Regions from separate parts of the Homo sapiens genome. Here region 1 is linked to region 2. A link is a contact called in ENCODE Hi-C or POLR2A ChIA-PET data. All regions are on one chromosome and are shown on one strand. Each heading gives the region's core, a stretch centred on a gene start or an enhancer-like site at or near the end of the contact. The rest is flanking DNA. Distances are from core to core; before and after follow the strand shown.

The links. A loop is a pair of places that touch in the nucleus more often than their neighbours do. ChIA-PET counts read pairs that join two places held with the same protein, here RNA polymerase II (POLR2A). Pooled maps may share reads with other maps.
Region 1: a loop to region 2 is called in a map of ovary, with 2.4 times the contacts of the local background. The contact joins two enhancer-like sites. A Hi-C loop is called at or near these places in 10 of 168 maps with a recorded cell type or tissue (OCI-LY7, body of pancreas, esophagus squamous epithelium and 7 more), 14 of 37 single-sample maps with no recorded cell type and 10 of 50 pooled maps. POLR2A ChIA-PET finds 5 or more read pairs at or near these places in 1 of 52 experiments (OCI-LY7).

The regions. Positions count from the first base shown.
Region 1 is chr9:130,924,773-130,931,743 of GRCh38, reverse strand. FIBCD1 (fibrinogen C domain containing 1) reads left to right here. Exons shown (of 7, transcript NM_032843.5): 2 at 1,698-2,177. Among named protein-coding and RNA genes, the nearest start is that of FIBCD1, 11 kb to the left of the region's middle. RefSeq lists enhancers at 292-341, 1,468-2,012, 5,499-5,548. Within about 2 kb of position 3,188, at least 6 of the 41 ENCODE cell types and tissues checked have a DNase peak (open chromatin) inside an H3K27ac peak, as active enhancers do.
Region 2 is chr9:130,761,697-130,768,848 of GRCh38, reverse strand. It overlaps a transcript of ABL1 not described here. Among named protein-coding and RNA genes, the nearest start is that of ABL1, 70 kb to the left of the region's middle. RefSeq lists enhancers at 796-1,601, 1,836-1,885, 1,896-1,955, 2,166-2,225, 2,256-2,425 and 1 more and a silencer at 3,240-3,289. Within about 2 kb of position 2,673, at least 8 of the 41 ENCODE cell types and tissues checked have a DNase peak (open chromatin) inside an H3K27ac peak, as active enhancers do.

The sequences.
Region 1 (6,971 bases), core at 1,939-4,438, 160 kb before region 2:
TCTGGGAGAGCCCCTTGCCCTCTCTGGGCCTCAGTTTTCCCTTGTGTGTAATGCTCAGGGGCCATGAGCGAGTCTGCCCAGTGAATCTGGGCCTCCGAGAGCGTGTGCGGCCACGCTCTGGCACCTCCGCTCACCACAAGCTGTTCCTTGGTCCTGGCTTCTGGCCAACACAGTTTTTTATCGCGCCTGCCCTTCGTTTCCGTTTTTGTTTTTTGTTTTTTGTTTTTTGTTTTTTTGAGACGGAGTCTAGCTCTGTCTCCAGGCTAGAGTTCAGTGTCATGGTCTTGGCTCACTGTAACCTCCACCTCCCAAGTTCAAGGAATTCTCGTGCCTCAGCCTCCCGAGTAGCTGGGATTTACAGGCATGTGCCACCATGCCCAGCTAATTTTTGTATTTTTAGTAGAGATGGGGTTTCACCTTGTTGGCCAGGATGGTCTCGATCTCCTGACCTTGTGATCTGCCCGCCTCGGCCTCCCAAGTGCTGGGCTTACAGGCGTGAGCTACCTCGCCGGGTCCCGTTCCTGGTTTTGAGATATGGCTTGTTCTGGAGTGACAGCCACCTGTTGCCTCAGCCCCCCTCCTCCTTGGAGGGCAGCAGGCCTCTTCTCCAGGGTGGCCTTAGGGCTACCTGGCCCAGCGGGTTGGCATTTGCTCTGCCAGGGGCCTGCTCTGTGAAGAGATAGAGGAAGGAGAGAGGATGGGGTGGGGTGCGGGGAGGAGGTGCCTAGGAGCCCCCATGTGCCCTGGGGACTGGAGAACAGCAGGACAGAACACGGGATGTGGCTGCTGCAGTTGGAAGGGACCTTCCGTGATGGGTGCCCGCTACCCCAGGGCACTCGTTCCCAGAGACAGCACGAGACCATCTATAGCATCGCTGCTGTTGCATCACAGCTCTCTCTGACCAGTGTATAGAGAGGTGGGTGTCTCTATATTGCTCTGTTTTACAGGCGAGGAAACTGAGGCTCAGAGAGGTGAGGCCCCTGGCCCAAGGTCACACTGTGGGAAATGCAGCTTAGAGGCCTGAGCCCTGTCCCGTCTGGCTGCAGAGGTGGGATCTCCACCTCCAGCCCTTACTGGGTGGTGTGGGCTCCACGGGGGCCACACGGCCACACACACAGGTGACCGTGGGTCCCTGGGCTGTCACTGTGCAGGGCATGGGGGGAGGTGGGTGGCAGGGGCAGCGAGAGGGAAGGCTTGGCATTCTGCTTGTGTCTTTGTGTCTTTCTGCCTCAGTTTCTATTTCCCATCCTGTCCGTCTCCATCTCCCTGCATCTCCCCGCGTCTCCCTGCGTCTCCCCGCATCTCCCCATGTCTCCCCGTGTCTCCCCGCGTCTCCCCGCATCTCCCCATGTCTCCCCGCATCTCCCTGCGTCTCCCTGTGTCTCCCTGCATCTCCCTGCGTCTCCCCGCGTCTCCCCGTCTCTCCCTATGTCTCCACCTCCCCTCTGGGGCTCTGTCTCTCTCCACTTTCTCCCTGAGGCGCTCACTGTGTCCCTCTCACTGCATCTGTGGCTGTCCCTGTCTCTCTGTCTCCCCTTGGACTGTCTCTCAGTGCCTGTCTCATCTCAGTCTCTGTGCCACGCCCTTGCCCAGCCCCCCAAGAAGGGGGTCCTCTGACCCCAGGTATGCCTCTAATGCTGGCCCCTTCTCTCTCCCGTCTGTCTGTCTGTGTCTGTGCGTCCCGGGCGGGCCTGCAGCGGCCGAGCTGCGGCTACGTGCTGTGCACCGTGCTGCTGGCCCTGGCTGTGCTGCTGGCTGTAGCTGTCACCGGTGCCGTGCTCTTCCTGAACCACGCCCACGCGCCGGGCACGGCGCCCCCACCTGTCGTCAGCACTGGGGCTGCCAGCGCCAACAGCGCCCTGGTCACTGTGGAAAGGGCGGACAGCTCGCACCTCAGCATCCTCATTGACCCGCGCTGCCCCGACCTCACCGACAGCTTCGCACGCCTGGAGAGCGCCCAGGCCTCGGTGCTGCAGGCGCTGACAGAGCACCAGGCCCAGCCACGGCTGGTGGGCGACCAGGAGCAGGAGCTGCTGGACACGCTGGCCGACCAGCTGCCCCGGCTGCTGGCCCGAGCCTCAGAGCTGCAGACGGAGTGCATGGGGCTGCGGAAGGGGCATGGCACGCTGGGCCAGGGCCTCAGCGCCCTGCAGAGTGAGCAGGGCCGCCTCATCCAGGTAGGGCTGGGGTCTGCATCTTGGGGTCTTGCTGGAGGCGAGGGGTTGGTGCTGCTGCTGCCATGTGCCAGGCGCCTGATGTCCATGGCCTCACTTAATCCCCAAGGCCCCAGACAAGGGGCTACTGCTGTTCCCATCTACAGACAAGCCCATGAAGCTCAGGGAGGCGCAGTCACTCATCCAGGGCCGCACAGCTACTGGGAGCCAGGATTCAAATCCTGTTTCTTTCCCGGTGACCCGGTAAACTGTACAGCACCCCACGGCACTTGGCACTCAGTAAATCCAGGGCTTGGGGCTTCCCCAGTGCTCCAGGGTACAGGTGAGGCAGGGCATTCCCCCATCAGGAGCAAATCGAGGCTCAGAGAGGGGATGCGACTTGCTGAAGGGCATGTGGCTGATCAGTGCTACCCCCTCAGAGCCGCACCCCATCTCTCCATACCCCCTCCCAGTTCACACCATGCAATACCCACAGCTTCCCAGGGACAGAGAGACCAGTCCAGGCAGCCCAGCCAGACCCCTAGCCTGTCCCAAACCACCTCCACCCTCCCCACCCCTGCCCCCAGCCAAGCCAGGCTCCAGCCAGCTCCAGGTGGGTCTGGGTGAAGGCTTTCCAGCTTCGGCTCTGAGACCATGCTGGAAGCACCACCCACAAGAAGTTCCTCCTTCATAGGATGAGGGATTTGGGATCGTCTCATCTGCCTCCACCATTTTCCAAGACAGAAAATGGTGGCCTAGAAATGGGTGGTGATTTTTCCTGGGTGCCGTGGCCAGGTCAGACCTGGAATCCAGCCCCTGCTGGAGCCCTGCCCGGCCCCTGGCCCTGTGCCACGTTCTCCCGGTGACTCAGATCCCTGGAGGCTAGGAGCCAAGCCCCTGCCCCCACGGGCGCCCAAGCCCCTTCCGCCCCACCGCCCCCAGCAGCCACTGAGAGATCCAGGCATTTGGTCACTCAGCTGCTCATGAGCAATGGGCCCTTTCCCTCCCTTTGAAGGCAGCAGCTGGAGAAATTACAGTCCTCATCACCCTGTCTGGGTGACTGATGGGAAGGTGGCTTCCCCCTCCCGGGGTAGAGGGATGTTTAGACCGCCTTCCAGCTGCCCCTCCATGTGCAACTTCCCCAGGCCTCATCAGCAGGGCTGGGGGCTGGGGGTACCTCCTGACTTTCTGGCTGACCTGGGACCCCCACCTCACTCCAAATTGCTCAGCCCCTGGTCAGCTCAGGCCCAGTTCATGAAGGCCCACCCTTAGAGCTGGGGTGGGGTATTTAGAAGGAGGGACCCCAGAGTCCTGCCCTCCCAATAGCCTGCGCAGAGGTACAGAGTATTCCCACAAGACTAACAGCCTTTCTGGGCCCAGGAGTGCCAGCTCACCTGACATATTTACTTCCCCAAAAATGTTTGATTTGACTCATTCCCCACAGACTGGATGATTCAAGAGACAGTGGGTCTTTATGTTTCATTCAGAGGCAGCGAGCCGTGCTCCTAACTCCTCCCTTCCAAGCTTCCCAGACCCTCAGCTGATCAGCACAGATGTGGGTTTCTCAAAGCTGTGCCTACAGGCAGCCTGGGTTGGAATCGCCAGAGGTGCTTGTTAAAAGGCAGCTTCCCGGCCAGGTGCAGTGGCTCATGCTGTAATCCCAGCACTTTGGGAAGCCGAGGCGGGCAGATCACTTGAGGTCAGGAGTTCAAAACCAGCCTGGCCAACATGGTGAAACCCCGTCTCGACTAAAAATACAAAAATTAGCCAGGCGGGCGCCTGTAATCCCAGCTACTCAGGAGGCTGAGGCAGGGAAATTGCTCGAACCCGGAAGGCAGAGGTTGCAGTGAGCCGAGATCACGCCACTGCACTCCAGCCTGAGCAACAGAGCGAGACTCTGTCTCAAAAAAAGGAAAAGGCAAGTTCCTGGGCCTCATCCCCAACCCCCTGCAGCCCCCCAGCCGGGGTTGATTCTCATGTGTAGTCCCTGAGGCCTGCTGGTCACGGCTGAGCTGAGCCATTCTGCCCTGAGGGTGTGAGTCCGCAGAGCTGGGATCCAGTCCAGGCCCCATCTGTGCCAGCTGTGGGATGCCGGGCAGGTTGCTTCCCCTCTCTGGGCTGGGTCTTGTCACCCGTGAGATGTGCATAACACAGTCTATGCTGAGGGGATATTGGAGCGCCTGGCTACAGGGCTTGGCTGGCTCTGTCACGTGGGGGATACTCATGGTCTGCACCATCAACGTCTCCTTATTATTATAGTAGAAATTGTTTGTGAGCTGAAATTTAAACCTATAGGGAGCCACCATGCCACTATTGAAAACTCCCTTTTCTTTTTTCTTTTTTTTTTTTCGAGACAGTCTTACTCCGTCACCCATGCTAGAGAGCAGTGGCACAATCAGGGCTTACTGCAACCTCCACCTCCTGGGCTCAGACAATCCTCCCACCTCAGCCTTCTAAGTAGCAGTCACTACAAGTGTGCACCACCATGTCTAGCTAATTTTTTTGATTAAAATTTTTTTGTAGAGAGGTCTTGCTATGGTGCTCAGGCTGGTCTCAAACTCCTGGCCTCAAGCAATCCACCCACCTCGGCCTCCCCACGTGCTAAGATTACTGTGTTGGGCCGAAAATCCCTTTTCTGGTAGGAGTGATAGGCCTATACCATGTGCTGGGCTCCGCGTTAATAGGCACTTTGCAGCCCCATAACGCCAGGAGGTTAGTACATTTGTTATCCCATTTTATTTTATTTTAATTCATTTATTTATTTTTTGAGACACGGTTGTCTCGCTCTGTCACCCAGCTGGAGTGCAGTGGTTCAATCTCGGCTCACTGCAACCTCCGCCTCCCAGGTTCAAGCGATTCTCCTGCCTCAGCCTCCTGAGTAGCTGGGACTACAGGCGCCCGCCACCACGCCCGGCTAATTTTTTTGTATTTTTAGTAGACACAGAGTTTCACCATGTTGGCCAGGCTGGTCTCAAACTCCTGACCTTAGGTGATCCACCCAACTTGGCCTCCCAAAGTGCTGGGATTACAGGCGTGAGCCACCACACCCGGCCTTGTTATCCCATTTTATGGAGAGGCAGACTGAGGCTCTGAGTGACAGGTGCGTGTGCAAGCTCACTCACACAGCTAAGCAGTGCCGGGGACAGCAGCTCTGACACCACTACCGCTAAGCGCTGTCCAGCCCTCCCCTGATGCGCCTCTGCAGCTCGGCAAGCAGGGACTCACTTCCCCATTAATTCGGGGCATGTTTATATGTACATTTTCAACTTTAATCATCTGCTGGTTTAAACAGAGGTCTTCCCTGCCCGTTAGCAAGAGGGAGGAGGCCGTGCCTGAGTTTTTTTTAGTGCGTTGTGGCCGTGTTGACTCAGATAAATGGGCAGTACCAGTGTGACTTAACCAAGTGATGTTTGCCGCACACACATCGCACGGCGGCCCCCACCTACCGTCTTCCCTCCTGCCCCGGTTGGGGTGTGCTGCCTGTGTCCCTCTGTGGGGCGTGCCCAGTGGAGCTCGTCTACAGGATGCTGCCGTGAAACCCAAACGCCCTGCCTGCCCATCTCTGCTCCTCTCTCCCCTGGCCTCAGCCCTCACTGAATCACCTGCTCAGCAGAGGGGAAACTGACAGGGAAACTAAAAGCTTTGCAGGGCCCCTGCCTCTGGACGAGCCGGGAATCATATTTTGTAAACTGCCGGCACTGTATATTTCTATTTTCCTTCCACGAATGGGCTATTATCTGGCAAGTGACATGTTAGGTGTATAAAGACCCGGCCGGCTCCATGCTCACTGGCTGGCCAGCTATAGCTTGCCCACTACCCCCTCACCCTCCACGTGGTCCTGCAGCCTCCTGAAGCCCAGGGTGGGGGCAAGAGACCTCAGACCCTTCAGGCACTCAACACAGGCAGAGGCGCTGGGGGACAGCATTGCGCTTGCCAAGCTCCAACCCCAGGGCTGTGTTGGAGGGAGGGGCGGGGGTGAAGGATGGAGAACAACGGCTGAGCTCCCCAGCCCAGGCTCTCCTGAATCCCCCCGCTCAGAGAAACAGGGCTCATTATCCTGGGTTACAAGGAAATGGAGACGTGGAGAGATTCGGACACTGTTCCGGGGTCACGCAGCTAGTGAACGGGGGAGGGACTGGAGTCAAAACACAGACAGTCAACACCAGAACCTGGGTCCAAACCACCGCCCCGTCCCCACCCTGACCCTGGTCTCCTACACAAGAACACAGCCCCGGGCCCCTTTCCTGCCAGCCCGCCCTAGGGAAGTGGCCTGAGTCCTGGTCCCTGCCCCCAGTGCCATCCTTCGCTCTCAGGGATTGCTCTTTCGGGGCCTCAGTTTCTCCATTTGTCACAAGAGATGACAACCTGAAGTCCTCCCTCTTTGCAGCGTGGTGGGGGACCCAGTGAGGTCATGGACATCGGAGAGCCCCAGAAACTCAGAGTGATGTTTGCATGGGGAGTGGGGGTGGGACGGGGGAGCCTTGTTGGTCCAGAAGCCTGAGGGGCTGCGCAAAGGCTCCTGTGGCCTCCCCAGCCTCAGGGCACCCCTCTGTCAAGTGCAGATCAATCACTCCTACCTCAGCAGCCTTGCTCGGGATCGGAAGAGGCAGCGGTGGGGATGTCTGGTAGCCTGGAAGGTGCTGTGGGAACTTGGTGTGCTGAGTACCCGGCCGGTCCTTGCCGCTGTGCTGGGCACCTCCCATGTGTTGTCACTGGTCCCCATAGCAGTTTGGCCAGGCCAGGGGAGACGAGGCGTGGTGAGGACATTCGCCCCTAGTCATATAACCGGCAAGTGGACGTGTTGGGCTCCAGCTGGAT
Region 2 (7,152 bases), core at 1,424-3,923:
ATGACAGCCACAATTATGTAGCTGTTCCCAATGAACAAATATTTAAGTTACTTCCAATTGTCTCTAGTTAGGTTTCTCATAGGGGTTTTAATTTAATTCTCACAAAGACCCTATAGAGTGGGCCTATTATAGACAGGTCCTCCAAGGCTTGGAAGGATGCACTAATTCGTTCCTTCAACAAAGACTATTCTGTGCCAGGAACACGACAGCAGACAGGGTCAGACAGAGCCTTGGCCATCAGGTAACTTACTACCGTTCTTCTTCACTGGCTCTAACAAGCAACATCCCCCAGACCAGTGCAAAGCCAGGCTGATGCAAGGGCTCTGGGGAGGCCTTTCAGCCTAGCTGGGGGCAGGGTGGTCATCAGTGGAAACTTCCTGTTTCTGCTCCTTGGTGCTGCCTCACTTCCACCGCCATCAGACTGAGGATACACAGCTAGTCGTCACTGGCTCTGTCCTGGGGGGACTTTGCTCTTGCCAGTGACAGTCTTCCATACGCTCTGAGTTGCTGCTAAATGCCCGTGCACACCAAGCCTCCCAAGTTACAGACCTAGCAGAGCATGAATTATTTTACAAATTCACAAATGTAGCAACCAAGTAAATCCTGCTGCCAGTCTTCCCATCAAGAAGGAAACAGAAAAAGCAGAGGCTGCAAGCTCTAATGCTTACAGGGTTCAGGAAGTTGTACACATAGGAGTGTATGGGGGTTGGGGGGAAGGGGGCTCTCCCATCTGGGTGATGCTGTTCAAGAGAGCAGCGGCTACTCAGCTCCAGCAGATAGCTACCATGTGAAAACGCAGGGTTTTGGAAGTAAAATATATTGTTTTAAAAAAATTACGATGGAAATCTTAAAATTTCCTAATTTTTAAATCCATAGGTTCCACTTCATTTTTTTCCTCGCAATTTCCATGTTAATTAAACCAAGTCATTTGTTGTGCAGAATTCCCACCAGTCTAAATCTTGATGATTGAATTTAACATGTCACTTTCTTCTGCATGAAACTTTATTTTCTCAAATGCAGGTGGCCATTTCTGTTTAAAAGAGATGTCCTATTTGTGAATGTGTGTGTACGTGTGTGTGAGTGTGCACACACATGCACACGTGCACTTTACTTCAGAGAGCTGGCCTGTGGCTGCTCTGAGGAATCAAATGTGTTCCCTTTTCATAAAACCTGCAGCTCCTCCAGAACTAAAACTCGGTATTCAAATATGAGGTCAGGCCGGGCACAGTGGCTCCTGCCTGTAATCCCAGCACTTTGGAGGGCCCAGGCGGGTGGATCACCTGAGGTCAGGAGTTCGAGACCAGCCTGGCTAACATGTTGAAACCCCATCTCTACTAAAAATACAAAAATTAGCCAGACGTGGTGGCAGGCACCTGTAATTCCAGCTACTCGGGAGGCTGAGGCACAAGAATCGCTTGAACCCGGGAGGCGGAGGTTATAGTGAGCAGAGATTGTCACTGCAGTCCAGCCTGGACAACAGAGTGAGACTCCGTCTCAGAAAACAAGAAGTCAGACTCTCCACTGTAACATGGCATTCTGAGGCCATGTGAATCTTTAGAAGAATGGGATCGCAAAGGGACTCCTGGAATTCCAAACAGATCTATCAATAATTGAATGAGGTAGTTTCAGATGGCATGAGCTGCAAAGAAATGAAAAGGGGAAGAGGACAAAGAGCTGATGCTGGTGTGGGTACTGTGGCCTGGGCCATCAGGGAAGGTCTTTCCGAAAAGATGTCATGTGAGCTGGGGCCTGCATGGGTCTGAAAGAGCCAGGCACCAGAAGCTGAGTGAAGGGCAGGGCCCAGGGAACCCTAAGAGGAAAAAGCACTGGCAGTAAACAAAGGGAGTGACAGGAGGGAAATTCGAGAGGGAAACCAGGCCCAGACCACGCAGGCTGTGGAGAGAAGCTGAACATTACTCTAACTGAGATGGGTACCCATCGAGGGACAGGAAACTGGGTAGTGAAAAGATCTGATGTAAGTTTCTAAGGGAGGGTCTCTCTGCTAGCAGGAGGAGGACAGACCCAGATGGCAACAGGAGGCTGGGAAGTCTTTGAGATCAGAGCCGGGGCAAGGCAGGGTGGGGCCGGGGTGGTAGCCCTGACAGCAGAGCAGTGGGTGGTGTGAGGTTTATTCTAGGCACTTGTGACTGTATCGGACAAGAAAGAGAGGGCAGAGGAGGAGGCAAGGATGAAAGCTAGAGGGTGGCAAGGCCCTGGGGGGAGATGATGCTGGGGTCACAGGCTGTGGCCTTGTCCCCAAGTCCTAAGGCATCAAAAACAGACAAGGCCAGGTTTGGTGGGAACTCACTAAGTCAAAAGAAAAGGCCCCTGCAAGTGCCTACACTTCCTCATCTTCCTAACCACGGGGCACACTCATTTGTATCCCAATGAGACACATCCAGTACCTGCACCCTCCAGCTCCCTGTCAGAAGCCACCAGTGGTGGGGCCGCCCTTCACTGCATGTTTACCACTCTTTCCTCAGGGCCCTACGCAGAAGTCTGTCTGCGGTCATGGATCTCTTCCTGGGCCTACAGTAAGGCATCTGTCCTGACAGTAAGGCATCTGTCCTGCCCAGCAAGACCCGCCTTCCAGGCTCCAGTCATCCGCATGCCCCTGAGCAGGCTGGCGGGGGCACTGGGGGCCGAGGCTTCTTGGTATGTGTCTGTGAGTGCCATGGCCGCATTCTTGAGAGCGCACCAACGCATGCCACGGCCCGGGGCCCTCACAGTCACAAGCTCCTGAGCAGCAGTTTCTCTGCAAGCCTGGGAAACAGGTCGTGGGCGATGACCTGCACCCACTTCATCTCCATCTGCCAAATACAGTCTGATGAATTCACCCAATTCTTCCCTTTATCTTTTCTTTCCTCAGGGAAGCACTCAAATATGAGACCAACACCCTGTCCTTGTGACTGCTTCTTTACCAAATTCTGCTGACAAACCGTTTTTCCACCAAGCCACCACAGACAAGTGATTAGTTTGGTCATTGCCAGGATTAAGAAAACCTGCCTATTATGCCCCATTAGATTCACAGTAACTTTCCAAAATTTCAATATGTGTTCAAGCATTAAATCTGTGGCATAAAGAAGAAAGCAGCAAAGGGAACTGGGGGGCCTAAAGAACAGAAGAGAAACACAAAGGCTGTCAGGTCTAATTGTGCCTCTACGTTACCAAATGACTTTCATTTCCTTCCTTATAAGAGAAATGAATACTGATCCGTCACTGTTAACACTCAGGTACACTGACGTACCCAGTAGACCTTCCAGAAGGGCAACTGGCAATATGTATCAAAAACCTTTAAAAGTTTCTATTCTTTTGATGTAGAAATTCCACTTCTAGGAATTTATCGTAAGGCCATAAGAATGTACAAAAATGGATCATGAAGATTCTGGGAGAAAAACTACAAACAATAGAAGCATTTGAGGCTTAGGGAAATGAATCATGGCCTATCCAACACCACAAGGATTTCCATGTAGACAGGATTTCCATCCTGCTAGCTACACGTTTTGAAGTGGGGGAGCAGCACCCAGGTGGCCCCCGGGTTGCTGGCTGTAGCACTGTCATAACCAAACCAAAGCCTCCCCTTGTACCTCTGAAAAAACCCCTTGAGAAGCTGATGAAGGATATGGACCTCCTCGCCCAAAAATAGCAAACCCAAAAACCAATAACCAAACATGAGACTGCACAAATGTTTGCATGTAATTTCAGGAAGCCTTAGAAGTCCAGAGGAAAGCAAATTATTCATATTTAACAACAAAAAAATCATCTTGACAAAATGATGAATTCTGAAAATGATCAACTCTGGCCAAAAAGAAAAGGGTGGAGGAACTTGTCTTTGGTTAATCAGCACACTACAAATTCTACTTGTATCCCTTGTATCCTCTTTTTTTTTTTTTTTGAGACAGTCTTGCTCTGTCACCCAGACTGGAGTACAGTGGCACAATCTTGGCTCACTGCAACCTCCACCTCCCAGGTTCAAGTGATTCTCCCACCTCAGCCTCCCAATTAGCTGGGATTACAGGCATGCGCCACCACGCCCAGCTAATTTTTGTATTTTTAGTAGAGACAGGGTTTCACCATGTTAGCCAGGCTGATCTCGAACTCCTGACCTCGTGATCCACCTGCCCTGGCCTCCCAAAGTGCTGGGATTACAGGCATGAGCCACTGTGCCTGGCCTTTTACTTGCCTCCTCTTAAGTGACATTATTCATCCAAGCCCAAGGTGTCAGGGACCCAAAACACAACATATCTGACCTTACGCATAACAAGCAAAAGAAAACACAGTGCCACCACGAAAAAGAAATCTGCACAGGTGTCCAGGTTTATCGAATGCATATATCAGAAGGAGAATCTGATGCTGCTAAATAAGCTAAACACATTGTTACAAGAAGAAGCACAAAGCACAGTCCCCCAATGGAAGCGGGAACTTTGAACATGGGAAAGGGTCAGCAATACAGTTCAGTCCCAACCAACAGGACCAGAGCTAGTTCCCTCCAGCAATAATGAAATAAAACTTGAAAAGCTCTGGACAGATGCCTCCTACACACAAACCTCACTTCACAGAAGAAACGCACTCCAGAAAACTCGGCTCCTATTTTCTCCCCTGGTTTCTGGGGTAAGCTCAGCTATATTCCTAGAGAAGAAAGATCTCCCTCAAGGACACAGTGATGTGTGTGTCCTGGCCTCTCTGACCCTGGCCCGCCTTGCTGTCTCCTCCAGGCCATGCGCTACTGCAGGCAGTGCCTTCCCACTCAGGACCTTCCTACAAACCTCCCCTCAGCCTGGAACACCCTCACCTCCCAAACGCCCACTCAGCGGCCCAGTCTCTGCCTAAGTGTCTCCTCTGGGAAGCCTCTTCTGCCCGTTCCCTGCCCCCATTATGTTAGGTTCATGTTCCCCTTGTGCTGGCAGGGGGTGGTAGCGGTACACGTGCCATTATGATGCTCATTTTACAGGCAGCGAGTGGCAAGCCTCCAAAATGCCCCCACTGATTCCCGGCACATTTGCTGAGTGAGTGCCCTCCCTCACTGAATAGGGTAGACTGGGGAACCAACAGGATACTGCAGAACAGCAGGGTAGCATCTGTGATTATAAAGACATGTCACTTCTGCCTTGTGATCTCTTGGATTACTTGCTCTGGGGAAAGCTGCTGACATGTTGTGAGGACACGCAAGAAGCATGTGGAGAGGTCCGTGTGGCAAGGAACTGTGGCCTCCTGTCAACTGCCAGCACTGCTCGCCAGCCCTGTGAGTGAGCCATCTTGGAGGCAGGCCTGCCAGCCCCAGTTAAGCCTTCAAATGACTCTGAAGTCCCAGCTGAAATCTTGTCTACAATCTCATGAGAGACCACAAGCTAGAACCACTCAGCTAACCCACTTCTGAATTCCTGATCTAACAGACCTCAAGGGCAAGAACCATGACTGTCCTTTTTAATATTATAGCCCAACCTAACACCAATATAATATACCTGGCATATTGTAGGCATTGTGTTAAGAGAATGAATAAATGGAATTAATTAAATGAAAAAAAACCACAAAAATGTTGAGTGGATGGTAGAGTGACATGCTCTATTCTTTACTTTGCTAAATTTAAATTTTTTTCCACAATTAACATGTATTATGGGGTCACTTCACTTGGATTCAATTTGAACTAGAACCTGAAATGAAAAAAAAAAAAAGCAATTATCCAAATGTCCCAGGGCAGGGGAACCAGAAAGAAGTGCAAAGGCCCTGAGGCTGAAACAAATGTCATACTGAAGAAACAGAAAGATGGGCCAATGATACATGAAGCGATGCTGGGACCTAGGCCAGATCTTGGTTATATGCTTGGCTTTTTTTGTGACATGGAAGGAGAAGCTATTAGGTTTTAAGCAGAGGAGCAACATGATCTCATTTGCATTCCTGAAAGACTATTCAGGTTTCCTTTTCTTTTTTTTTTTTTTTTTGAGACGGAGTCTCGCTCTGTCACCAGGCTGGAGTGCAGTGGCGCCATCTTGGCTCACTGAAAGCTGCACCTCCCGGGTTCATGCCACTCTCCTGCCTCAGCCTCCCGAGTAGCTGGGACTACAGGCACCCGCTACCACACCCGGCCAATTTTTTGTATTTTTAGTAGAGAAGGGGTTTCACCGTGTTAGCCAGGATGGTCTCGATCTCCTGACTTTGTGATCCACCTGCCTCAGCCTCCCAAAGTGCTGGGATTACAGGTGTGAGCCACCACGCCCAGCCAGATTATTCAGGTTTTCATATGAAAAATAACTAGCAGAGGAGGAAGACTGAAAGCAGGAGTATCAGTAAGGAGGCTATTGCACAAGCCCACAGGAAGTGATGGACTCGATCAGACACCCCTGTAAAGTGTTCAGCAAAACCCTGCACATTCAACACACCCAACAACTGTTAATTTCTTTGTAAATGCTCAGTTTGAAAGTCACTATAAACAAGTTTCCCAAAAGTGCACACACATGCACACCACACAAATTTAAAAATTACCATGTTTTATATTCAATGGCACAGAAGAATATTTACAATATATATATTTTTAAAGGCAAATGAACAAAAACAGCCTATCTACTATGAACCCTCCTTCAGACAAGAGTGGCTACGGCAGAGAAATAAATGTTACCACAAGGTGGTTATCTCTGGGGGTGGGGTTCTAGGTAACTGTTACCTTCTTCAGCATCTCTTTCTGTACTTGTGAATTTTTTTTTTTTTTTGAGCTGGGAGTTTCGCTCTTGTTGCCCAGGCAGAAGTGCAATGGCGTGATCTTGGGTCCCCACAAACTTCGCCTCCCAGGTTCAAGTGATTCTCCTGCCTCAGCCTCCCAAGTAGCTGGGATTACAGGCACGCGCCAGCAAGCCCAGCTAATTTTGTATTTTTAGTAGAGACGGGGGTTTCCCCACGTTCGTCAGGCTGGTCTCTAACTCCCGACCTCAGGTGATCCACCCGCCTCGGCCTCCCAAAGTGCTGGGATTACAGGTGTGAGCCACTGAGCCCAGATGTGAATTTTCTTATTAAATAATGAGCATTTATTTATTTTGTAATGTGATGAATATAAAATCACTTTCATTTGTCAAATAAAAGAGAAAAAAAACCTGTAACTTTCCTGTATACTAAAAAACAAAATTTGAAGAAATGGTTAGTCTTACTAAATGAAGATTCAAA